4 separate regions of the Homo sapiens genome follow, and regions 2, 3 and 4 are each linked to region 1. The links are chromatin contacts, found by Hi-C or POLR2A ChIA-PET in ENCODE. All regions are on one chromosome and are shown on one strand. Each heading gives the region's core, a stretch centred on a gene start or an enhancer-like site at or near the end of the contact. The rest is flanking DNA. Distances are from core to core; before and after follow the strand shown.

Region 1 (6,435 bases), core at 1,243-3,742:
GTGGCGCCATCTGGGCTCACTGCAACCTCAACCTCCCGGGCTCAAGACATCCTCCCACCTCAGCCCAAGTAGCTGGGACTACAGATGCCTGCCCACACGCCCAGCTAATTTTTCGTATTTTTTTGTAGAGACTGGTTTTTGCCATGTTGCCCAGGCTGTCAGTTGCTTTCTAAAAACTTACTTTAGAATCTCTACTTAAGGAAAAAGAAAAACTACTACTCTATAGCATAATTTCAGATAGATGCTCCAATGTGGATTTACCTCATACTCAATGTTTTGTTAGTCTTGTTCTCCTTAATACTACTTCTGATTGCTGTATTTATATAGTTGGACCATAATGAGTTAAAAAATATCCTTGAGTAATACTTGACTGTATTTTGCATATACACACACGATCACTATTGCTTAATATATTGCTTATAACACTATTTTACAGGCACGATCTAAAACAAGTTACTCATGATGATGACTGAAAAAGTGTCACAGTTCCTCTCCCCTGAAGCTTTCAATGGTGCCTGAATGAAAATTCATTTCAGAATTGCAGACTACATGCATACTATGAAAATTTCCCTTTATCTTACCCTCCATATAAATGTTCTACTTTTTTTTTGAGATTGAGTCTCACTCTGTCGCCCAGGCTGGAGTGCAGTGGTGCGACCTCGGCTCACTGCAACCTCTGACTCCCAGATTCAAGCGATTCTTCTGCCTCAGCCTCCCGAGTAGCTGGGACTACAGGCGCGTGCCACCACGCCCAGGTAATTTTTTGTATTTTTAGTACAAACGGCGTTTCACCGTGTTAGCCAGGATGGTCTCGATCTCCTCACCTCGTGATCCACCGGCCTCGGCCTCCCAAAGTGCTGGGATTACAGGCGTGAGCCACCGCGCCGGCCAGTTTTGTTTTTTTAAAAAATAACACAGGACTTACTGATTTAGCCTTCTGGGTTCTCCCTTGGGGATGTCACTTTCACTGGCCTCCTTAACTTGACAACCCTTGCTGTATTCGTGACACAAGAAAACACTCACCTGAACCCTGTTGTCTTTTCATTTTTATTTATTTACTTATTTATTTTGCTAGTTGCCCAGGATCTCTTGAACCCCTGGGCTCAAGTCATCCTCATACCTCAATCTCCTGGGTAGCGTACGCCACTTCCAGCTGAACCTTTTTAAAGAAGAAGGTGTTCTAACAACAATTATTGTATGCCTACTCTGAAGACCCAAAGAAAGCCAGCACAGCAATATCTGCATAGGTTAACTAAAGTATTTAGGTATCTTGTTACTCATTTGTAAAACGTGAAAAACACCTGTCATAGAGAATTTGTAGGGAATTAAATATGGTATTCGTGTAAAGGTGCTTAGTGGTGTCCAGTACACTGTTAATAATTATGCTTTTACTATTATCAGTAAATACTGCTAATATGTATAATACCACCATCAACAACGACTTAGCATCTAAAGCAAAGACAGATACTTTATTTCCCACCGCGGCAGAACAGATATTATTAAATTGAAATCACCACACAAAATACATGATTTCGTTCGAGCAATAAATGATGACCTGGCGCTCTTGAGAGTGTATACATTAATACATTATCTTTTAATGTAATACCATTTACAAAGACCTAGGAGTCACAACCCAAGGTATTCTCTACACTACAAAGACACCCAAAGGAAAAATGAGATGAGGAGTGAAAAAAAGAGAAAGCAAAAGAGGAGGCAAAAAGAGAAAACGAAAACTTAAAAATAACCCAACTTGAATTGACTCAGTATTTACAATAAAAAAGAAACGTACCCAATCCATTAAAAAAAGCTTAAAAGCGCCAAATTCCAACACCATAAAGAGACTATCTTTTAAGGACAGACAAAACGAGAGGAGAAATTTTGCTCAATATTCTCTTATGTAAAATGTGGTGAAAATAAGTGTAGAAGTCTGTGAAGAATCACTTTAACTACTTAGACACGAGTCGGACACCTCCCTCCCCGCGCCCCAGTCGCATCCTCAAAGTCATGAAAAATGTCAGAATTCGCATTGGCACTAACCCTTTGGGCGCACCACAACCCAAGAAACGAAACGAGGGTGCACCCCAGAAGAAACTTAACATTCACGGGTAAGAGACGAGGGGGTGGGACCAAGCTGGCGGCAGATCCCAAGAGTTTGGGGAGCTGCAGAAGTCGGGGACGCTCGCTCCGCAACTCGGAGGCGCAGTCCTGGGGAGCCTGCGACCCGCACGAGGAACGTGCGGGGTGAAGTCGTGTGTCCAGGCACGGACGTAGGACCCTGGCCGCCCCGCACTCACAATTCTATCATCCAGTCTCCTTCCAGCAGTTCTCTCCAGTTCTCGTCCGTGATGACGCGAACGTTGCTCCGCCGCCCGTGCGTCCAGGGAGCACCCCAAAGCAACAGCACCAGGACTGCCAGGGGAACTGCAAGACTCCCGGAGGGCGCCATTTCGCCGCTTGCCCACCTCACAGGGAGCGCGGTCGCAGCTCCCACTTCCGCCCTCGCGGGCTGCTCAGCGCAAGCGCACTACGGTGCTGCGAGGAGCGCCTGTCTAGAGGACTCTCAATGCGCATGACAGGGGTCTGATCCCAGTGAGTGGTGAAGTCGGGAAAGAGGGAAGAACGACTCTCCGCAATGCGCATGACAGAAAAGCGGCTGCTTCTACCGCCTAGGGTGTCCCAATATTGTGGGGGAAGGAACAGAGCAAAAGGAGGCGTGGTGTAAAAAGTGGGGCGGTGCTTTGAGGAAGAACGGTTTAAAAGACCCTCCCAGGATTTTGGCGCCAAATGGTTAGCGTTTACAAGCAAATTGGTAAGTTTATAATGTGCTAAAGCAGTTTTCCAATTAAATGTCCTTCAGAGTTCTCATTTGTTTTCTTTGAAACATGTAGTAAAGCTAATGGATTTTATAGGAGTCGGAATATTGGTTTACTTCTGAGAGATTATAGACAGGGAAGGTGCAGAGGAACATTATGGTTATGTTGGATGTGTTGGAGGTGTTCAACATCTAGATATGAACAGTAGTTACATGGGCGTACGTATATGATTTTTTTTAAAGAAGGATCAAGCTGTACATTTTAAGACAGTGCACTTTATGCACTTTCAGGTGTATGTTATCTCTCAAAAAAAATTCAGTAGGTACAGAGATCCTAGGTCAGTACTTCAAAATGGAACCAGACACATAGGCTTGTAAGATATTTGAGTTTTTTCTCTCAAACATTCGTAAATACAAATGCAAACCAAAATGTGCACTGCCCCATCAGTCAAATGAAAATAGTTGCAGGTGCGGTGGCTCACGCCTGTAATCCTAGCAAAACAGGGAGGCCAAGGCAGGCGGATCACTTGAGGTCAGGAGTTTGTGACCAGCCTGACCAACATAGTGAAACCCCGTCTCTACTAAAAATACAAAAATTAGCCAGGCGTGGTGGCAGGCGCCTGTAGTCCCAGCTACTCAGGAGGCTGAGGCAGGAGAATCGCTTGAACCCGGGAGGCGGAGGTTGCAGTGAACCGAGATCATTCCACTGCACTCCAATCTGGGCTATAGAGAGAGACTAAGTCTCAAGGAAATAGTTGCCACTATCTTACCTCACCTTTTCAACTTAATTAACCCCAATTAGTCCCCTTCCCCACCCCTCCACTGAATAGCCCTCTCAAGGACACCAGCGACCAGCAAGATAAATCCCAATTGTTTCTTCTCAATGCATCTAGCATGACTCCTAGCCCCATTCTACCACACCCTTGAAACACTTTACTATCTTGCTGTCTGGGCAGCTCGCTTTTTTTTCTGTCCTACAGTAGCTGATTCTTCTCAAACTTCTTGGCTGGTCCTCCTTTACTTCCGGACATCGGCATCTCCAGGATGCTTTACTGCCCCCCGCCCCCCATCTCCCGCCACCTTTCTCTTCATATCATCAGGCTCTCATCTTTCTGGGAACTACAGGCATATGTATTCAACTGTATATCATTCAGACTCTGATCTTTCTGGGAACTACAGGCATATGTATTCAACTGTATATCATTCAGACTCTGATCCTTCTGGGAACTACAGGCATATGTATTCAACTCCTTGCTAAACATCTCTTGGGTATGTAATAGCTGGTGAAAGGAAAAGAAATCTTGGGGCCCCAAAATCATTAAGCTAAAGGGAAAAGTCAAGCTGGGAACTGCTTAGGGCAAACCTGCCTCTCATCCTTCTTCTCACTGAGATAAATGCATATCTGATTGCCTCCTTTGGAAGGCTAATCAGAAACTTAGAAGAATGCCACCATTTGTCTCTTACCCACCTATGACCTGGAAGCCCCTTCCTGGCTTCGAGTTTGTCCCGCCTTTGCTTTGAGTTGTCCCACCTTTCCAGGCCAATACAATGTTCATCTTACATATGTTGATTGATGTCTCATGTCTCCCTAAAATATATAATATAAAATCAAGCTGTGCTCCACCCACCTTAGGCACATGTCCTCAGCACCTCCTCAGGCTATGTCATGGGCGCGCATTCTTAATTTTGGCAAAATAAACTTCCTAAATTGACTGAGACCTGTCTCAGATTTTGGGGGTTCAGAAGCTCAAACATCAAACGGCCAAAAAAGATAATTCTTGATTCTTCCTCTCCTGGTCTTCCATCCACTAAAGAGCCCCGAGGTTCACCAGGTTTCTCTAGCCAAACATGTACATGTTAATTCTTTATTGTTCTCTCTCTTCACCTTCTCCTCTTGTAACCTATGAGCAAATCTTGTAAACGTTACCTTCAAAACGTATCCTGAATCTGACCACCAATTTCCATCTCAACAGCCAACACCCTAGTCCAGAGTTTTCTTGCCTTGAGTACAATGAGAACTTCCTAAATTTGTGAGAAAATAAATTTCTATTGTTTAAGCCACCCAGTCTATGATATTTTATTATGGCAGCCCAAGCTAAGACACTAGACCTCCATTACAATGTTGAATAGAAATGGCAAGAGTGGCCAAACATACTTATCTTGTTCCTGTTCTTAGGAGAAAAGCGTTGTCTTTTACCACTAAGTATGATGTTAATGTGAATTCTAAATAGTTGCCTTTTATACAGGTGAGGAAGTTTCCTTCTATTCCTAGAAGGTCGTCTGTTTTTATCTTGAAGAAGTGTTGAATTTTGACAAATCCTTTTTCTGCATTTATTGAAATGACCATGTGGTTTTTGTCCTTTACTCTATTGATATGGTGTTTTTTTTGTTTTTTTTTTTTTTTTTTTTTTGAGACGGAGTCTTGCTCTGTCATTAGGCTAGAGTGCAGTGGTGTGATCTCAGCGCACTGCAACCTCCGCCTCCTGGATTCAAGCAATTCTCTTGCCTCAACTCCCGAGTAGCTGGGATTACAGGCACGTGCCACCACGCCCAGGTAATTTTTATATTTTTAGTAGAGACGGGGTTTCACCATGTTGGCCAGGATGGTCTCTTTCTCTTGACCTCATGATCTGCCTGCCTCAGCCTCCCAAAGATACAGTGTATTACATTGATTGATTTTGGGACATGAAATCAACCTTGCATTCTTGGTATAAATCCCACTTAGCCATGGTGTATAATTCTTTTTATATATTGCCACATTCAGTTTGCTAGTATTTTGTTGCATATTTTTATGTCTATATTCCTTAGAGATATTGGTCTGTAGTTTTCTTGTAATGTCTTTGGTTTTGCTATCAGGATATAACTGGCCTCGTAAAATAAGCTGGGAAGTGTTCCCTCCTTTTCTATTTTTTGGAAGTGTTTGTGAAGAATTTGTATTAACTCTTCTTTAACTGTCTGATAGAGTCTAGCAGTGAAGTCACCTAGGCCTGGGCTTTCCTTTGTAGGTAGCTTTTAAATTACTAATTCAATCTCTTGTTATAAGTCTACTATGATTTTCTATTTCTTCTTGAGTTGGTTGTGGTAGTTTGCATCTTTCTAGGAATACGTCCATTTCATGTAAGTTGTCTAATTTGTTGGCCTAACGTTGTTCATAGTATTATAATCCTTTTTATATCTGTAACATTGATATTAATGTCCTCTCTTTATTGCTGGTTTTAGTAATTTGAGTCTTCTTTCTTTTATTTATTGGTCAGTGTTATGGTTTGGATATGGTTTGAGTTTGTCTCCATCAAAACTCATGTTGAAATTTGATTCCCCATGTGATGGTATTGGGAGGTGGGGCCTATTGGGAGGGATTTGAATAAAGGGGGTGGATCTTGTGAATGGCTTGGTGCTGTTCTTTTTTAAAAAAAATATATAGGGTATCTCTCTGTCACTCAGGCTGGGGAGAGATGGTGCAATCATGACTCACTACAACCTCAAACTCCTGGTCTCAAGTGCTCCTCCAGTTCAGCCTCCCAAGTAAAGGTGATAGCCTCAATGCTGGCCCTGGTGTTGTTCTCATAGTGAGTGAGTTCTCACTCTGATGAGACTGGATTAGTTCTCTTGGGAATGAATTAGTT
Region 2 (6,435 bases), core at 3,236-5,735, 1.7 Mb after region 1:
ACAAAAATTAGCTGGGAGTGGTGGCACACGCCTGTGATCTCAGCTACCCAGGAGACTGAGGCAGGAGAATCGCTTAAGCCTGGGAGGTGGAGGTTGCAGTGAGCCGAGATGGCCCTACTGCACTCCAGCCTGGGTGACAGAGTGAGACTCCGTCTCAAAAAGAAAAAAAAAAAAAAGACCTAATTCTAACCAACTGGAAAAAACCGGGGCATGATACTGAAGTGTGCATATTGTAATAACCAAACATGCGAAACATGTATTTTAGACTCTGTCTATGGTAAAATAGGTTTTGTAAAGTTTAGAGGAAAAGTATGATTCTATTCCCAAAGGTTCCAAAATTGAAAGTAACTCAAGAGCGATGCAGGTTTTTTTGTTTTTTGTTTTTTTTTGAGACGGAATCTCACTCTGTTGCCCAGGCCAGAGTGCAGTGGCGCAATCTCGGCTCACTGCAAGCTCTGCCTCCTGGGTTTAAGCGATTCTCCTGCCTCAGCCTCCAGAGTAGCTGGGACTACAGGCGCCCGCCACCATGCCTGGCTAATTTTTGTATTTTTAGTGGAGACCGGGTTTCACCATATTGGCCAGGTTGGTCTAGAACTCCTGACCTTGTGATCTGCCTGCCTCAGCCTCCCAAAGTGCTGGGATTACAGGCGTGAGCCACCATGCCTGGCCAGGTGTTTTTAAAAAAACTTTTAGTTTCAAGGAAACATGTACAGGTTGGTTCTATAGATAAATTGTGTGTCACAGGGGTTATTATTTCATCACCCAGGTAATAAGCTTAGTACCTAATAGGTACTTTTCGAATCCTCACCCTCCTCCCACCCTCTACCCTCAAGTAGGCCCTGCTGTCTATTACTTTCTTTGGGTCCATGTGTATTCAATGTTTAGCTCTCACTTATAAGTGAGAACGTGGTGTTTGGTTTTCTGTTCCTGTGTTAGTTTGTTTAGGATAATGGCCTCCAGCTCCATCCATGCTGTTGCACAGGACATGATCTTGTTCTTTTCTGTGGCTGTGTAGCATTCCATAGTGTATATGTACTACATTTTCTTTATCCAGTCTACTGTTGCTTAAAAAATTGCTATTTAGGTTGATTCAGTGTGTTTGCTATTGTGAATAGTGCTGCGATGAACATACATATGCATTTGCCTTTACTGTAGAATGATTTATATTCTTTTGGGTATATATCCAGTAATGGGATTGCTGGTCAAATGACAGTTCTGTTTTAAATTCTTTAAGAAATCACCAAACTGCTTTCCACAGTGCTGAAGTAATTTACATTCCCATCAGCAGTGTATACGTCTAAGATGAAGGTTTTTAAATGATTAAATTCTGGATGGATGATCACAGAAGACTGTAAGAATAATTTGAGAAAGAAAATTAAAGACATCTTGAATAATAGTGTCCTAACATGCATATTATTCCAATGTACTTAAAAATAAGATCTATACTTTGCAGTGTTAGAATGCTTCGATCTTACATGTATATTACTTTTAGTTTTTCAAAAGAAAAATATTAGTAGGGTTATCTGGGCAAGGACATTATGGCACTTTTTTTTTTCTTTTTCTTTGCACTTCATTGTACATTTTTTAAAAAACAAAGAACCCAAACCCAATAAATATCCTATTAAAGGAAAATGTGTTCTAAAAGAAGAAGCATTTCAAACCCATGTATAAAAGAGAACTAAGATGGCTCACGCCTGTAATCCCAGCACTTTGGGAGGTCGAGGCGGGCGGATCATGAGGTCAGGAGATCGAGACCATCCTGGCTAACAGGGTGAAACCCTGTCTCTACTAAAAATACAAAAAGAAATTAGCCGGGCATGGTGGCGGGCGCTGTAGTCCCAGCTACTCGGGAGGCTGAGGCAGGAGAATGGCGTGAACCCGGGAGGCGGAGCTTGCAGTGGGCCGAGATCGCACCACTACACTCCAGCCTGGGTCACAGAGCGAGACTCCAGACTCCGTCTCAAAAAAAAAAAAAAAAAAAAAAAAAAGGACTCAGAAACTGTAAGAAGACTACAGGATTAAGATAAAAGCTCTTAGGCCGGGCGTGGTGGCTCACTCCTGTAATCCCAGCAGTTTGGGAGGCTGAGGTGGGTGGATTACTCGAGGTCAGGACTTCGAGACCAGCCTAGCCAACATGGTGAAACCCCATCTCTACCAAAAATGTAAAAAATTAGACGGGTGTGGTGGCACGTGCCTGTAATTTCAGCAACTCGGGAGGCTGAGGCAGGAGAATCCCTTGAACCCAGGAGGTGCAGGTTGCAGTTAGCCAAGATGGTGCCATTGCACTCCAGCCTGGGCGACAGAGTGAGACTCCGTCTCAAAAAAAAAGGAAAAAAAACAAAACAAAACATAAAAGCTCTTGATAAACACCGAGTTAAAATGAACTTTTAAAGCTGTGTTCTCAGTTTGTTGAAAAAGAAATGGATAATTTCATGGTTTGGGATAGATGGTGTCACATTATCTTAAAACTGAAAGGAAGTACGACGTCTTAGCTGCACTTTTGCAATATCTCTATCAAAGAGAATAATGTATAGACTAGAATAAGTATTAAGAATTACTTAAGTATTCAGATTAAGATTGTTGAAGTGCAACTAATTGCTTCTCATTTGTCTTTTTTTCTCTCCTAAATGAATTCACTTCTTTAGGCCCAAAGGCTTATATATCAGAGTACTAAAAATATTAATGGAATTGATCTCAGAACCACTGTAATGTTTTAAATATTGTGGAGACCAACTAGAAGAGGCCTAAGAAAGTGTGGACAAATGTTAGATTAGCTTTTGAGAGGCAAATGGCTTTTGGAAACCACACATTAGTGACTGATATAAATTATAGGAAAGTTGTAAAAGCTTGACATTGGATCTTGCCCAATGAGGCTTTAAAATAAAATACCTTTTCATTCCTATCACTAGGCCTTTTGTCCATCTTCTATTCTAGTTACACAAAGTTGTTCACCTTACCTTGGCTCAAGCGCTTCCTTTCACCAGGCATTCCCTTCTGTCAAGTGCTGCCTGTAGAAATCCCATTCTTCAAGGTCTACCTCAAAGGTCTCTCAAATGTACCTCGAACTGGAATTAATTTCTCTTCTTGGCTCCTTTCGTACTTCATGAGCACACCCATGATTTAATACAGAATATTTTCCTTAGCTGTACATATGTTGTTGGTGCACAAACGTTGTATGTTGAAGTCTTGGAGATAATCCTGTTTCCCACAGATTAGAAAATTTTGAGGGCAAGGAGCAAGTTATATCTAGTTTACAAATCTCTGACTCCCCTCCTTCCTTAATCATATAATACAATGCCTAACTTAATGATTGGGTAGGGGGACCCCACTAGAACCCTGACATAACATACCTTAAAGAAGTGTTGTATTTCAATTTATAAAAGTTTATATGTAAAAGTTTCTGGAATTGTTGCACCCTGTGCTACATTTTATAAATCTAGTTAAAGCTTTGATTTCAGAGCAGTTTTATCTGGAGGCATTATAAATGACCATATGGAATGTAGGTATCTTTCAGCAGAAATTCGTTTATTGACATTGGTTTTTTGCATTTTTGCATTTGCTTTTCATTACTTGTTTTGTCACCAAATTATCTGGTCAAAGCAACATACACTGCACATTACTTGTTTATTACTTTACATTCAGCCAATTACATTTAAGAATCAAATACACTAAATGCCAAAGAATCTCATTTTTTTTTGGAATGGTGTAGGTGTATTTCTTGGAGGAGTGTGTCAAAAAAATAAATTTGAAAACGTACTCTCTTTAACAAAATAAAAGCAAACCCTACCGTTGACTCGTGATCATTACAGCTGATTTTAAGTTGTTTTGTAAATTTATTCCAGTAGGTGTCACTGGTGAGTCGAGGAAAAACTCCTTTCCCAAGTGTAACGTTTTAATTAAAAGAAAGTAAAAGGTTTAATCAATAAAAAAGACTATGAGAATATTCATCTCTTGAGAGTCCAAAATTAACGTATTTATTGTTCAAAAGAGACGGGGTCTCGCTATGTTGCCCAGGCTGGAGTGCAGTGGCTATTCACAGGCGCGATCCCACTACTGATCAGCACGGGAGTTTTGACCTGCTCCGTTTCCGACCTGGGCCGGTTCACCCCTCCTTAGGCAACCTGGTGGTCCCCCGCTCCCGGGAGGTCACCATATTGATGCCGAACTTAGTGCGGACACCCGATCGGCATAGCGCACTACAGCCCAGAACTCCTGGACTCAAGCGATCCTCCAGCCTCAGCCTCCCGAGTAGCTGGGACTACAGGCACGCGCCACCGCGCCCGGCGGTCGGATACCGGCGCAGAATAGCACTAGAAGCTGTGGTATGGTGACGTCATCAACTGGGCCAGCCCACAACGCCTCTAAGATTTCATTTTACTCACCCAGCGAAACAACCTGACCACACTGCGCACGCGTTTCCTTTGAGCACTGCATTCTGGGTAAACTGTCTCAAAAATTTGAAGAGCGCATGCGTGGGCCAGCTTCTTCCTTTTACCTCGTTGCACTGCTGAGAGCAAGATGGGTCACCAGCAGCTGTACTGGAGCCACCCGCGAAAATTCGGCCAGGGTTCTCGCTCTTGGTGAGAAATAGTTTGTGATTTTGGGGAAGCGTTGCCGTGGAGCGCTAGGCTGCTTAAAATCTCAAGTAGAGGAGGCCACGGGCGGCACGAGGGAGCACGCCGACTGGGAGTCGCTGGTGCCGCCATTACAGGCCTGTACTGTGGCTTGGGAGTCCCGGGATGCGGGTAGTAGCCGTCTGAGTGCGGAGTCTTGTAATTTCTATGACCTGCAAAACCGCTGTCTCTTTTCTTACAGTCGTGTCTGTTCAAACCGGCACGGTCTGATCCGGAAATATGGCCTCAATATGTGCCGCCAGTGTTTCCGTCAGTACGCGAAGGATATCGGTTTCATTAAGGTAGGCGTCTGCAGGCGTACTCCATGTTGTTTGGGCAGAGAAGGTTGTGGGGGTTATTTTTTCCGCGAAAGACAAACGGACAGATCTTCCCTGGAGTGGTAATTCTGAGCATTCGACCAAGAGCTTTTCCTCTTTTTTTAGTTGGTAGCTGGTGACAGTGTTGATGGTTTGGGCAATCAAATTAATAGAATGGAGAAGGTGAAGGACTTAGTCTTTCCTACTCCCTTTTTTACCTAGATAGCTTAGCCAGTTTTAGGTGCCGTGTATTGTGTTTGGTGAAATTCACTTTAGAGAAGCCACTAAAATTGTTTTACATTTGTTTCATTTATCAATCTTGTAAGTACCTATTCTCTTTTTTTTTTTTTTAGAGATAGGGTCTCCCTCTGTCGCCCAGGTTGAAGTGCAGTGGCGTTGTTACGGCTCACTGCAGCCTCGAACTCCTCCTGGTCTCAGGCGATCCTCTTGCCTTGGCGTCCCGAGTAGCTGGGACTAAAGGCTCTTGCCACCACGCGCGGCTGTACCTAGATATTTTCTAACCAAATATATGTATTAACCGCTGACCCCAAGTTTTTTTTTTTTTTTTTTTGAGTCGGAGTCGCACTCACCCAACCTGGAGTGCGATGGCGTGATCTCCGCTCAGTGCAACCTCCGCCTCCCCGGTTCAAGCGATTCTCCTGCCTCAGCCTCCTGAATAGCTGGGATTACAGGCGCCTGCCACCATGTCCGGCTAATTTTTTTATTTTTAGTAGAGACGGGGTTTTACCATGTTGGTCAGGCTGGTCTCGAACTGCTGACCTCGTGATCCGCCTGCTTCGGCCTCCCAAAGTGCTGAGATTACAGGCGTGAGCCACCGCGCCCGGCCAACCCAAAATGTTTGAAAGCGTCATACACTGGAATGAACTTAAAGTTTGGGGCCGGAAAGACATTGTTAAGATTCAGCAAACAATGGTCTGCCATTTAGTGCTTCTATCTCTTGATCATCTTAGTCAAGCTAGTGTTTATATGAAACTTTTGACTGTGAAACTTTTGGCTTCTGAAAATCTTTTAAATAGTAGTTTGGGTTTTTTTTTTTAAGGTGAAAACGAATTTATTATTGGCTCTTTGAGATAAAAATCACCAGCTTTCTGATCAATTATTTTGTATTGGATAGTACTGTTCTATAATGATGTAAATTTTTTTTTTTGTTTTGAAATTGGGTCTCCCTCTGTTTCCCAGGCTGGAGTGCAGTGGCGTGATCTCAGCTCACTAGCCTCCCCCTCCCGGATTCAAGCGATTCTCCTGTCTCAGCCTCCCTAGTACCTGGGATTACAGGCGTCTGCCACCACGCCCGGCCTATTTTTATTATTTTGTGGAGATGGGATTTCACCATGTTGGCCAAGCTGGTCTTGAGGTCCTGACCTCAGGAGATGGGCCTGCCTTGACCCCTCAGAGTGCTGGGATTACAGGCGTGATCCACGGCGCCCTGTCTGTTGTAAATTGTTAATATGAATACTGCAGTGCAGCAGGGACAGAGAAAGTAC
Region 3 (6,435 bases), core at 2,588-5,087, 1.6 Mb after region 1:
ATCACTAACCCCAAAGCCAGGAGCTGATCTATTTGTTTCAAAAACAGCTACTACTTCACACTCTGGCCTTCTTAGCTCAGTCCTGGAAATAACCTAATTTTTTAGTTCTTTGAACTAGTGATGTCAGGTCAGAGTACCAGAAATAGGTACAAAGCCTCCTGATTCACCCTTATTTATAACCCCCAGGCAAAATCTTGCACCAGACTGGGCCGTGGGTAAGTCTAAAGGTAGCTCGTAAAGCAAGAGAACTATTTGCCTCACCTTAGATAAGCATATGTGCTCTTAAACTACTATGAATCTTAAATTGATGCAATAATTTTGAGACTGCCATTTAATAGTTACAAGTTTAAGTAACTTTTTTTTTTTTTCTTTAGATGGAGCCTTGCTCTGTTGCTCAGGCTGGCGTGCAGTGGCACGCTCTAGGCTCACTGCAACCTCTGCCTCGAGACTCAAAGGATCCTCCCACCTCAGCCTCTCAAGTAGCTGGGACTACAGATGCACCACTACACCCGGCTAATTTTTTGTATTTTTAGTAGAGATGGGTTTTCGCCATGTTGCCCAGGCTGGTCTCAAACTCTTGAGTTCAAGCAATCTGCCTGCCTCAACCTCCCAGAGTGCTGGGATTACAGACATGAGCCACCACACCCAGCCCGTAATATCTTTACACAGAAATTAGTCTTTTATGAGAAATTCTCGGTTGAATGCAATTACAAATTAAGGGAAACTTCTATAAACGTCTACATTAAATATGGAGCAAAATTTAAGCCTGTTTCCTATAATTTTCTGTATCTGTCCTTTTAAAACGTATGATTTAAGTTAAAGCTGGCACTAGAAAGTATTTCACTTTGGCATGACTGAACTTTGTATCATTTCTGGCTTTCAAAAACAATTTAGGCTGTATTTCCCTTACACAGCAACTTTTTATCATTCATTTTCAATGCCTGGGTAATTTGAAAGCCAAACAGTTTCTTGCACAGGGAATGCATTGTCATAAGCTGGGTTTTATTTCAAACTCAATTATACAATGTAGCAATAGTAAATATTAAAATGTAATGCTAACTCAAAACTTGTAGAATGCCTTCACTGAATTTTGGTATAAAGAGTAAACAAAACTTATTCTGCAAAAGGATTAGGAACCTTTTTATGCAAAAATGAGTATTTTATTTTGTCAGCACTAAAAGAAAAAAAAAAACAAAACCACTGTATTTCTACATTGAGGTGAAAACAATGTTTAAACTTTCTTATCAATCAAATACATTCCAAAAGAAAGTGTGTTCTATGAAGGTTCCAAAACACACTCAAAACACAATAGTACAGGAATCTAATACTGAAAATGACTGTTCTGACAGGGTGTTTAACAAACATAACTTTTAAATTATTAAACCAGTGAAGCAATCCCTTCCTAATAAGTGTGTCAAGAGAGTGAAACTGGGTTTGTTCCATTAATACCCTAACAATTTCATCGTAATACTTTTTACTGCTATGACAGTTTTAAATAAATTTTGCTGTACTTAAAATAGGTTTTGAAAGTGGAAAAGTGTACAAAGTTTCAGATAAAAAGATTAATAAATGCAATTTAAATAAAATTTCCCCTCTTCTCTCATATCAACAATAATCAATTTTAGCAGATAACAGATTGAGCTTTAAAACCCTACTCCCAAAATGAAACCTTCAGTTTTAAATCTTAATCAGACATAACTGGAAAAGATTACTATGTATTTGGACACCTTTTACAAGATTTTGTTTTTGTATTAAAGCAGAAACCAGTTCCTAAACTCTTTTATTCAATTGTATGTCCTGTTTGGACAAATATCAAAAATAGAAGACTGTCGCTTTTGTAACTGTGATTTTCACTGCAGTCTTCTATAACTTTTACAGAGTTCATGGTCCCTAATATCTCCCCACCCTCCATTTTTTCTAGGTGGGGAAATGGCTACCACAGTAAACTTTTCACTGATAGTTAGAGTTTCTGGAAACATGTATTGTTTGTTATTATTTAAGAGTGACTCAATTTGGGCACTCTGAGTGGATGGTCTACAGGTTTTCTTGTGATGCATACCACAGTCTCCAGCATGAAAGATCCTAGGAATTTGAGGAACCAGCACTTTCCAGAATTTTGGAAGACAAGATACAGTCAAGTATTGAAGAGTCCAGTCCCAGTTATAATCATCATAAGTACAGAAAGTGTCTGTGCACTCGATCAGCTTCTGATAGGCATTCCGGGTCAAGGCTAGACCCATATTGTGCTCTGTGGATTTCCAAGTTTTCACATCTACCTTGTCAGCCATGCCATAGAAACTGCGACTGGCACTATAGGTCCCCAGGGAGAGAACATCACATTCAGGGCACTCTTGCTGCTTCAGTTTCCACATCTTTTTGAAGACATGGTAAAAGTCTGGGGCTAAGTAGTGATCCTCTTCTAGGAAAAGTATAAGGCCAGCATAATCTCGAAGAATTTTCACTCTTTCCCACACAAAATGCAGCTTCCACCACCAGTGATGTTTGGTCTGGGAGAATTTGGCCTCTCTATAATGGCCGAAGGAGTCGGGATACTCAGCATTGATGCACCCCAATTTCAAAGCGGCATTCTTCGGCAGGTCTCTGGGACAATCTCTAGGGTCACTACCTGGAAACTCGTTAGGGTACAACTGAATGCTGAAAGGAAAGAACACCTGCAGAACCGGACAGAAATTCACCCCGGCGATCAGCTGATTGATCTCGGTCGACCAGAAGTCATGGCTAAAGATGACGAGGACGTTGTCAATTCCCTGGGCTTTTCGAAGTGAGTCCAGCAGCAGTCTGAGGTATTCGGGCCGGTTATGCACCTGGACCACCAGCACCAGCTCCCGGGGGGCCCAGGTGCCAGCCTTATCTACATTCCTCAGGGTCTGATCAAAGTTCAGCTGGTACACCAGGGACCGGTACCGCAGCGTCAGGTTGTCCGCCTCGGGCTGGGGGACCGCCGGGACCAGGGAAGCCGCCGACACGTTGGAGACCCTGCGGATGCCCACAGCCACAGAGGGGTGGTCCCCACCGCGGCCGCCGGCACCCCGCGCGGGTTCGGCGTCCAGCAACGGTGGGGCGAGGGCCTCGTTCTTCCTTTGTCGCCCATTGCTGCTCCAGAGGACGAAGCCGCAGGCGGCCACCACGAGCGTCAGGATTAGCACCTTCCGTTTGTAGATGCGGAACCTCATGGTCTCCAGGGCCGGGAGCGCAGGCGGGCGGGCGCGGAAAGGAGCAGCTGCTTCTGCACGGAAGGGGCGGGCGGGCGGCGGCCGTCGCCTTGGCCTGTCACGGTCGGAACTGGCCCCCGCGGCTGCCCTCGCTAACTCATCCCGGGCCCCGGGGGTCCTGGGGCCCGAGACCTCTCATTTACCCCGCGCCGCCTGCGCTCCACACATCCTCGCCTGGCAGCTACAGCTCGAGCATCGGCGCCGCCGCTAGGAGCCGCGGCTCGGCTTCGTCTCCGTCCTCTCCATTCAGCACCACGGGTCCCGGAAAAAGCTCAGCCGCGGTCCCAACCGCACCCTAGCTTCGTTACCTGCGCCTCCAGCGGCCCTGCGTCCTCTGCGCTCTCATCCTTACAGGGGCCCTAGACGGCCAGAACTGAGCGACGCGGCCTCGCCTCACTCCGGCGGGGACCGTTATGACAACCCGCAACTGCCCCGCGGCACACCGCGGCCCTCCGGCCCACACCCCTCCGGCCCGCCCCTTAGACCGTTGGTTGGTGCTTTCCAGACGCGACCGAAGGCGCCTGACCGCCGTGGCCGGCTGCCTATTGGTTTGCAGTACTGTCGCTCAGGTGCAGTTCCCACTTCCGCCTGTTTCTTCCCTTTCCTGTTAGGCGAGAGCTGCGAAAGGCGAGAGCTGCGAAGGGCCAGGTGTCGGGCGCTGTTTCTCGGTAAGCTAAGAACGAGGCTGTAGCGGCTCCAATAGGAGCCTCCCTTGCTCAGAATCCTGGGTAGGACTAGGCCTTCTTAGGAAAGGGAAGGCGAGACCTATGGCCCTCGCCGGCCTTAGTTCGAGAGCAGGCTTCTCCCTTCAGGAAAAAGGTCTCAGGCATGGCGGCTATAGAATCGCGGGGCGCGCCGGCTTGATAAGGACACGTCAGCCCTCGAGGCTGCTGACGGGTGACTGTGCTTCGGAGGGGAAAAGTGATACTACGCTGATGTGGTTCTCGTAGAAGGAACGGGGCGGGTCGTAACCGTAGCTACAACGTCGCGCGCTGCCCCAGCCATTCTCTAGAGCTGGAAAATGGAGGAGGTGGGTGGGGGGAAGGGGGTCAAAGAAACTCTGGTCCTTAACTTCCTTTTCGGAAGAAAATTAGATGAACCGCACTTTTCTTTTGGAGCAGTCACAATAAATTAAACTCATTTCGTACGGAAAACGGACTGTATTGGGCCTCCTAAAGCTGCTGCTGTCGGTTTTCGTGAGTCTTGTTCTATATGAGAAAAGAAGAATGGCTCGGAGCATTGTTAATTATTTGAGATGTGCAAAATTTGCCGGGCCCAGAGAGACAGCAGTATGGGACTTCAGACACCTCCCCACTTAATGCCTGGCATTTTATTCCTGACTAGCTGCTTCACCCATTATGTCCGCGTTCCTGGAATTTGTCATGAAAAGAATGATGTATAGCCAATCAATCGCTTGTGTTATTTTAATGTAAATTCTTGGTAGACAATTTAGGAACTGCCATTTTTTCCTCTAAAAACCCACTTGCAACTGCTGCTACTCAGGGCATTTTGAATCTGTGCTCTGGGTTGCAATCCTCAAACTTGCCCCAAATAAACATTCTACTTATATGAATTGTGCCTCAGTTCTTTTTTTTTTTTGAGACGTAATTCCGCTGTTGTTGCCCAGGCTGGAGTGCAATGGTGCGATCTCGGCTCACGGCAACCTCCGCCCCTCCCCACCCCGCCCAAGCGATTCTCCTTACAGGTATGCACCACCACCACGCCAGGCTAATTTTGTATTTTTAGTAGAGACGGGGTTTCTCCATGTTGGTCAGGCTGGTCTCGAACTCCGGACCTCAGGTGATCCGCCCTTCTCGGCCTCCCAAAGTGCTGGGATTACAAGCATGAGCCACCGTGCTCGGCCTTGCCTCAGTTCTTTAGGTCGACAAATTAGTCCTCCAGTAATTTAAACGAAGTGTTTCAAAAAGGTATGTACTTGTATGTGCGTTTATTCATATGGAAAAAGAGTACGTGGTGGATTTATATATTACTCATTTATGTGTACGGTTTTCCTGTATATACTTGTATAGCACTTTCACTTTTCGGAATGTTTAACGTCTGCTATCTTATTTTAAATATTTTACTACAGTTTTCATCATATAGACAAAACAGCCCTGCTGCAAAGATGGTCAACGTACCTAAAACCCGAAGAACCTTCTGTAAGAAGTGTGGCAAGCATCAGCCTCACAAAGTGACACAGTATAAGAAGGGCAAGGATTCTTTGTATGCCCAGGGAAGGAGGCGCTATGATCGGAAGCAGAGTGGCTATGGTGGGCAGACAAAGCCAATTTTCCGGAAGAAGGCTAAGACCACAAAGAAGATTGTGCTAAGGCTGGAATGTGTTGAGCCTAACTGCAGATCCAAGAGGATGCTGGCCATTAAGAGATGCAAGCATTTTGAACTGGGAGGAGATAAGAAGAGAAAGGGCCAAGTGATCCAGTTCTAAACTTTGGGATATTTTTCTTCAATTTTGAAGAGAAAATGGTGAAGCCATAGAAAAGTTACCCGAGGGAAAATAAATACAGTGATATTCTTACGCAAACTTTTTGTGGTTTTTACTTATAAATAGAATTCCATGTTTAGTGTAGTCCCACCTCAAACTTTACTAACAAGTTTATATATGTATGAAGGGAAAATACTACTTTACTACTTTTTGTTTTCTGGTCAATTTCAAATGTTGAATGAATTCATAAACATTGAGCAGCTTAGAAGGATCTTTAAGATTTTGCAAGAGAAGGAACAAGATAACGCTAGGCTTGTGTATAGCAGGCTGGGTTGGGCAAAGGATGGAAGTTGGGGGATAGTAAGAGCTGACCAAATATTCTGTCTAGTAGGGGCCGCTAGCCAGGTAATGTGTTTCCTGTTACACTAGTCAGATTTAGTACTCAACAGCCACGTGTGGCTAGTTTATTGGACAACACAGATGTAAAACATTTCCACCGCAGAAAGTTCTTTTGGACAGTACTGTTAGAGACTGTGGCCTTGAATATAAAAGGATAGTTCAAAATTGACTTCACACTAAAGTTCTCAATCTAGTGAAAGTCCAAGATAGCATAAACTGTTTTTTGAACCTCTTAGAACACTCTGGGAGGTACTCAAAAAAAAATTTTTTTTTGAGACAATCTGTCACTGTAACCCGCACTGGAGTGCAGTGGCACATTCATGGCTTACTGTGGCCTCTCAGGCTCTGTAGCTCTGTAGG
Region 4 (6,435 bases), core at 1,824-4,323, 1.3 Mb after region 1:
GAATACCCTTTTGCATCTGCTTTAAGTAAAATGTTTGTTAAGAGTTTTACTTTGAATAGTTCATTTTTTTATAGTCTTACACTTCTCATACATCTTTGGTAAAAGCTCCATTATACAATATGGCCAAAGTGTGAAGGACCAATACTGTCCAACTATACCATGATATCCCGCTCAATTTTAGTTTTCAGACACCCTCATAAACAAAACCCACTCCACCTTTTCCTGTATACTGCCTTTGCAGTCTACATTTCTGAAATTCCCTATTTAATTCCTTGAGGATCACTAAAATTAATCCTTAAGGCTATATAGGAACCAGATGCTGCTTTACAATTCTGCATCAAGCATTAACATTTGGTTCAAAATATTATCATAGTGGTCGCAATCCAGTTACTGGTCCTAACCAGCTAACCAAGTAATCTTGTTAGGATCTGGATATCACCAGCGAGCACACTGCTTACACATGAAGAAAAATAAGTTTACATTCATTGTCATCTGTAGGTTCTTTCTCTTCATCCTACGTCCCCTTTAATAGTCATCCCTCAAGTCTACACATCATTCATTCATCACGCTTCCTTCCTTAAAGGAGACAGTGTACTATTGAACCAACAGGATATCTTTTTTATTATTTGCATGAGTTAATCCTACAAACAAAATTAAATACCTCTTTTATAAAACATCTTTTCCAGTGTTCTAATTGATGGAGATGCGGATCACTCATCTATAAAAAATGACTTACAGCTTCAGCTTAATCAGTTGCTATAATGTGAAAACAGGAATGTGTATTTTTTTCAACTAGGTAAAAGGTGCATATAATTTGAATTGTTAAATGTTTTATTAATGAACAAAGTAAACCTTTTAGTAATTTTTAAATTACTGGTCTTAGGTGTTTGAAACAAGGTAAAAGTATACATTCCAGTTTTGCCCAAAAGTCACTTAAAATATCTACAAATTATTTAATCTGTGTGTGGTAACACCATTATTGCTCCAATTTCTGGAAAGAGTCTATTTTCAAAGTTTAAAAAAGAGGAAAAACAGCAAAGTGGCTAACTTTGCAGTGGAAAGAAAAAGTGTCCTTCATGGGTTACACTTTCATATTTTTATGCAGCATTAAGTTATCTACGTTATGGGGAACTTGGGTTTTATTCCTACTCATGCATGATGTGTTTCAGAACTTACTTGCTGACATTTCAGAGAACTTCTTACATTACCTGTTTAACATACTGAGGTGCAACTGGAACATATTACAATATTACTCATTATTTGCCACTGTGGGCTAAGTTTACTATACTGGTCTTAGATATAAAAGGTCACATTTGAAATTACTAAGTTAGAACTCATAAGGAAGGGGGGGGAAGGCCTTAAATATAAAAGACAAACGGCAGTTTGATTAAGCAATAATTTTCAGTTTACTAGATGAAACAGACTTGCAACATAGTCTGCATGAATGCAAAATAAGCCATCTACAGCAAGTGATAAGGAAACTGGGCAAAAAAGGAAAAAAGCATACATAGGAAAATGAAAGATTCTCTCGAAATAAAAAAATCAAACTATTATTACAAAGGACTTTACCAAGAACTGCTGTGTTTCCCCCATCCCATCTGCTGGAAGTCAACAAGAGCATCTAGCAACTTTGTGTTCATGTCAAATGTCAGATCAGAGCATCCTAACGCAAAGCCAACAAAAAAAAAAAAAAAAAAAAAAGGAAAAAGAAAGGGAAACAAACAAAAGAGAAAACCCCCAAGCCCCGTCCCCGCCAAACTGTAGAACAGTAACTCCAGAGTTCAAATTCAAAAGAAGAGAAAGTGGCAATTGAAAGAGGTGATGGTGGCGATAATCCTATGAATGGGTTTTTGATTTCTCTCCTTCCAGGGGATGGGTGGAGAATGCTCATTAAGATTTGTAGTTAGAGGTTAACCATGTGAGCCCCTCATAGAGTCCGTCCCCTGAGGTGGCACAGGAGGGCTGCACATACCAGTTCCTGTCCCGAATCCGGGTCAGGCCCAGTTTCTCCTGGATCTCGTGGGGTTTCATGGCATCGGGCAGGTCCTGCTTGTTGGCGAAGATGAGGATTATGGCGTCCCTCATCTCCCGGTCATTGATAATGCGGTGCAGCTCCTGGCGAGCCTCATCGATGCGGTCGCGGTCGGCGCAGTCCACTACGAAGATGAGACCTTGGGTCCCAGTGTAGTAATGCCGCCAGAGCGGCCGGATCTTGTCCTGGCCGCCCACATCCCATACGTTGAACTTGACATTTTTGTAAGTCACCGTCTCCACGTTGAAACCCACAGTGGGAATGGTGGTCACCGACTGGCCCAGCTTCAACTTGTACAGGATTGTTGTCTTGCCGGCCGCGTCCAGGCCCAACATGAGGATCCGCATTTCCTTGTTCCCGAAGATTTTGGATAGCACCTTCCCCATCGCGTCGGAGGAGCCGGGGCCGGGGGCATTCAGGTGTCCCGGGTCCCCTCAGCCAACAACGCCGCCGCCGCCGCGAAACCGAAACGAAGCCTCTCGGCCGCGAGAGCGCCTTTGCGGCCTGCGTGGGAGTTGCCTCCTAAGGGCAGAGGCCCAGGCCCCCCGCTCACTCGGGCATCACCGACCGCACAACTTGATTTCTCCAGTCGCCGCCGCCACCCGGGCCCTGAGACTGCGCTGGGAGCCGCCGCCCTGCTGAGGCGCGGCCCGGCCCGGAACTGCCCTTCCCCCCGCAGGCGCCGCGCGAGCGCCGCCGCGGTTCCCGCTCCTCCGCCTTCCTCTCACCGCGAGGGAGACTGCAGCCCTCCGGCCCGCCCGCCGGCCTGCGAGCACTGGGCTCCCCACCGACCCAGGACACCCGAGAGGCAGCGCGGCTCCGGGGCCCCGTCAGGTCATGGATCCTCGCGGGAACTCGGTGCGCTGCCTGCAGAGAAACAGAGAGGGAGGGGAGTTACTGCCAGAGCTCCACAAAGGAGCGAAGACCGAGGTGGCCCGCCTTTCCAGCTCGGCCCAAGGGGTTACCTCCAGCCGCCGCCCCGAGCGCGGGCTCCCTCCGGCCTCCAACTCCTCCTCCCAGTTCTGCCGCCGCCGCTGCCGGAAAAGGCGCCGAGGAAACCGCCTCACTTCCCCTCCCGACCACGCAGGCGCAGCAGAGGCCGACCGTTCGGACAAGAGCGACCTCTGTAAGGAGAGCGGCCCGCGCGCCTAGCGTCATGGGCGCCACGCGCCGGAGGGGCGGGGCTACGGCGCCTCGGAGGGCTCGCAGATGCGGCCGGCCCAGAGCCCTCGAACCTCGGACTCTGACTCGCGCCTACCCGTGGCTCTTCTAGCGTCTCCTTCCCTGCTTTTCTCTTTTGCGCTCTGCCCTCCCCTGCCCACCCGAACCAAGGGAGCAGATCTACTGGGGGGCCCTACAGGGTGGGGCCCACGGGCAGCCCGCTCTCTCCACGAACCGAGCTGCCTCCAGGCCTGTTCCCAGACCTCGGTGCCCGCCAGATGCTCTGCGAATTCCCTCCGCCCGCCCCAGCCTTCCCGCACCCTCCGCGCTCCCTGAACGTCCCAGGGAAGCTCTGTTCGCTTTTGTTTTTTTTTTTTTTCCCTTTTTCGCAACCCCTTCTTGGCTTCCTTTATCCCTTGAATTTTGTATGTTTCCTGAAAGACACGTGGGAGGCCAGTGTCTCGTGTGGAATCTGCCAGTCAGTGCAGCGCTTTCCCGGAGTTGAGTTTACTCTGCAGCTCTTTTGAATGTTTGAGCCCTGTCTGCCTATAGGTCTCGTCAAGACCAGCCCATGTTTCTTAAAAACTGCAGTATTATGAAGAGTTCCTGTGCCTTGCCGCGTTTTCACCTTTTTAGAATGCGACATCTGTTCATCTTTAAAATATCATTTTATCTCATACTGTTAGTAGTAGCTTCTTAACTACTACCCATTCTTAACTTTAAGAAGCATAGAATTTAGAATATAGAACGACCGCTTGTATGGCCTGGATCTGGGCACTTAACCTTACTAAGTTTATCTCGTGTAAACTGACCTTGCTAACTCACGTGAGGCTTAAATAATACAATGTGGAAGACTTCAGGGCACATTTTTGGTTTTTTGGTTTTTGTTTGTTTCTTGAGACGGGGTCTCACTCTGTCGCCCAGGCTGGAGTCCAGTTGCACAATCTCGGCTCACTGCAGCCTCCTCATCCTGGGTTCAAGCAGTTCTGCCTTAGCCTCCGGAGCAGCTGGAATTAGGTCGCCCACCACCACGCCCGGCTAATTTTTGTATTTTTAGTAGAGACGGGGTTTCACCATGTTGGCCAGGCTGGTCTCGAAGTCCTGACCTCAGGTGATCCACCCGCCTCGGCCCCCCAAAATGCTGGGATTACAGGCGTGAGCCACTGCGCCCTGCCAAGGACACATTTTTGTATCAAATGGTTAATGATAAAATTAGACTTAAAATAACGTGAAACCTTCAAATATCAAGGGGAGAAAAACAGGAAATGGGTATCTTTGTTTAAAAAGCAAGATGCTATAAACAGCATATGGTAACATACTGTTTTTATTAAACAAATTTAAAATATTAGATAATGGTAGATAGGTTATATGATAACCTTATAAACGTCATTTCAGTCGGAAATAAACTTATTAAACATTAATATTCTAACAATTATTTCATTTACTTTCCATTTACCTTAAGATGAAGCACTGTCATAAAACTGAAAAGCTTAGGAGTCTGAAGATTGGGGTTCAAGTGTCATCCCCAACCCCACCTCTCTATTTTTGGGACAAGGTCTCGCTCTGTCACCAAGGCTGCAGTGCAGTGGTGCGATGTCAGCTCACTGCAGCTTCAGCCTCCTAGGCTCAAGAGATCCTCCCACCTCAGCCTCACCAGTATCTGGGACTAAAGGCGTGCGCCACCACGCCTGACTAATTTCTCTATTTTTTGTAGAGACAGGTTTTGCCATGTTGGCCAGACTGGTCTGGAACTCCTGGCCCCAAGTGATCTGCCCGCCTCGGCCTCCCAAAGTGCTGGCATTACAGGCAAGAGCCACCGCGCCTAGCCCTTTTTTAATTTTTATCTAGACACCTGGGTTATGTTTTTGTGTTTTGTGTTTTTGTTTTTTGTTTTTGAGACAGAGCCTTGCTGTGTTGCCCAGGTTGAAGTGCAGTGGCTCGGTCTCGGTCTCGACTCACTGCAACCTCTGCCTCCCAGTTCAAGCAATTCTCCTGCCTCAGCCTCCCGAGTACCTGAGACTACAGACATGCACCACCACGCCGGGCCAATTTTTGTATTTTTAGTAGAGACGGGGTTTCACCGTATTGGCCAGGCTGGTCTCGAACTCAACCTCAAGCCTCAAGTGATGGGCAGGCCTTGGCCTCCCAAAGCGCTGGGATTAGAAGCGTGAGCCACCAGGCCTGGCCTGGGTTATGTCTTAAATTTTAAACAGATGAATGCTCCAACAGCTAAGTATAGAAAAATCTTCTCTACTTTTTGACTCAAAGCCTGTAAATGAAGAGATTTCTGGAATTTACACGCAAACCAGGCTTCCCTAGAGAATGCCATTTCATAATTTTTAATCTCTTCAACAACCACTTATGTTTATGATATTCCTGACTAAAACAGTATAAATAAAATACTATAATTTTTATTCATTTATTTATCATTATTTTTTGTAGACACAGGACTTCACTGTAACCCAGGCTGGTCTCAAACTCCTGGACTCAAGCAGTCCTCCTGCTTCAGCCTCCGAAAGTGCTGGAATTACAGGCCTAAGCCACTGTACCCAGCCAATACTATATCTATCTCATAAGAAATATGTTTACTTGTAAAAAATGGCTTAGACCTAATTTTTTTTGTTGTTGTTTTTCTTTGAGACGGAGTCTTTCTTGGTCGCCCAGGCTGGAGTTCAGTGGCGCAATCTGGACCCACTGCAACCTCCATCTCCCGGGCTCACGTGATTATCCTGCTTCAGCCTCCTGAGCAGCTGGGACTACAGGCATGTGCCACCAAGCCCAGCTAATTTTTGTATTTTTAGTAGAGACAGGGTTTCACCATATTGGCCACGCTGGTCTTGAACTCCTGATCTCGTGATCCACCTGCCTTGGCCTCCCAAAGTGCTGGGATCACAGGCGTGAGCCACCGCGCCCGGCCCTCTGTTTTTAAATTGGAATTAATGTATTCTCTAACAATAGTACCACACACTGTTTACCCTAATTTCTGAATTCTTATAACTCTTAAAAATCGCTCATTTCATAAGACCCTGTCAGGTATTTCTTTTTATCCCATCAAGTACCAAGGATGACTCTGACCACATGACAAAGGTGGTCTGACCATGCACTTGTTTGATGATGATTTTATCCCTTTTATCATTTGAAACCCTTAGGTCAGACTTACCCAGAATTGAACACTATTTTAAAGAAGGGATAAATCCTGGGAAATCTATTAGCAGTAGAAATAAAGTGTAAATAAAGTTATA

The links. A loop is a pair of places that touch in the nucleus more often than their neighbours do. ChIA-PET counts read pairs that join two places held with the same protein, here RNA polymerase II (POLR2A). Pooled maps may share reads with other maps.
Region 2: a map of naive thymus-derived CD4-positive, alpha-beta T cell shows a loop between it and region 1 (4-fold over the local background). The contact joins the promoter of RPS29 here to the promoter of TMX1 in region 1. A Hi-C loop is called at or near these places in 1 of 168 maps with a recorded cell type or tissue (naive thymus-derived CD4-positive, alpha-beta T cell), 2 of 37 single-sample maps with no recorded cell type and 15 of 50 pooled maps.
Region 3: a map of gastrocnemius medialis shows a loop between it and region 1 (6-fold over the local background). The contact joins the promoter of RPL36AL here to the promoter of TMX1 in region 1. A Hi-C loop is called at or near these places in 1 of 168 maps with a recorded cell type or tissue (gastrocnemius medialis) and 7 of 50 pooled maps. POLR2A ChIA-PET finds 5 or more read pairs at or near these places in 2 of 52 experiments (GM12878 and activated B cell).
Region 4: a pooled map shows a loop between it and region 1 (4-fold over the local background). The contact joins the promoter of ARF6 here to the promoter of TMX1 in region 1. A Hi-C loop is called at or near these places in 1 of 37 single-sample maps with no recorded cell type and 2 of 50 pooled maps. POLR2A ChIA-PET finds 5 or more read pairs at or near these places in 1 of 52 experiments (CD4-positive, alpha-beta T cell).

The regions. Positions count from the first base shown.
Region 1 is chr14:51,236,304-51,242,738 of GRCh38, reverse strand. TMX1 (thioredoxin related transmembrane protein 1) reads right to left here and starts at 2,492. Exons shown (of 8, transcript NM_030755.5): 1 at 2,295-2,492. The coding sequence starts at 2,446. RefSeq lists an enhancer at 2,214-2,453 and a silencer at 2,314-2,656.
Region 2 is chr14:49,584,430-49,590,864 of GRCh38, reverse strand. RPS29 (ribosomal protein S29) reads left to right here and starts at 4,485. Exons shown (of 3, transcript NM_001032.5): 1 at 4,485-4,580; 2 at 4,816-4,915. The coding sequence starts at 4,519. It also overlaps RN7SL1. RefSeq lists enhancers at 3,925-4,434, 4,307-4,806, 5,405-5,454.
Region 3 is chr14:49,618,028-49,624,462 of GRCh38, reverse strand. RPL36AL (ribosomal protein L36a like) reads left to right here and starts at 3,837. Exons shown (of 2, transcript NM_001001.5): 1 at 3,837-3,901; 2 at 5,323-5,933. The coding sequence starts at 5,359. The coding sequence ends at 5,679. It overlaps MGAT2 (alpha-1,6-mannosyl-glycoprotein 2-beta-N-acetylglucosaminyltransferase), which reads right to left and starts at 3,664. Exons shown (of 1, transcript NM_002408.4): 1 at 982-3,664. The coding sequence starts at 3,194. The coding sequence ends at 1,851. RefSeq lists silencers at 3,173-3,282, 3,583-3,792 and enhancers at 3,014-3,564, 3,953-4,062.
Region 4 is chr14:49,889,720-49,896,154 of GRCh38, reverse strand. It overlaps ARF6 (ARF GTPase 6), which reads right to left and starts at 3,073. Exons shown (of 2, transcript NM_001663.4): 1 at 2,998-3,073; 2 at 1-2,899. The coding sequence starts at 2,418. The coding sequence ends at 1,891. RefSeq lists enhancers at 1, 2,144-2,193, 2,224-2,543, 3,414-3,513 and silencers at 2,704-2,893, 2,934-3,323.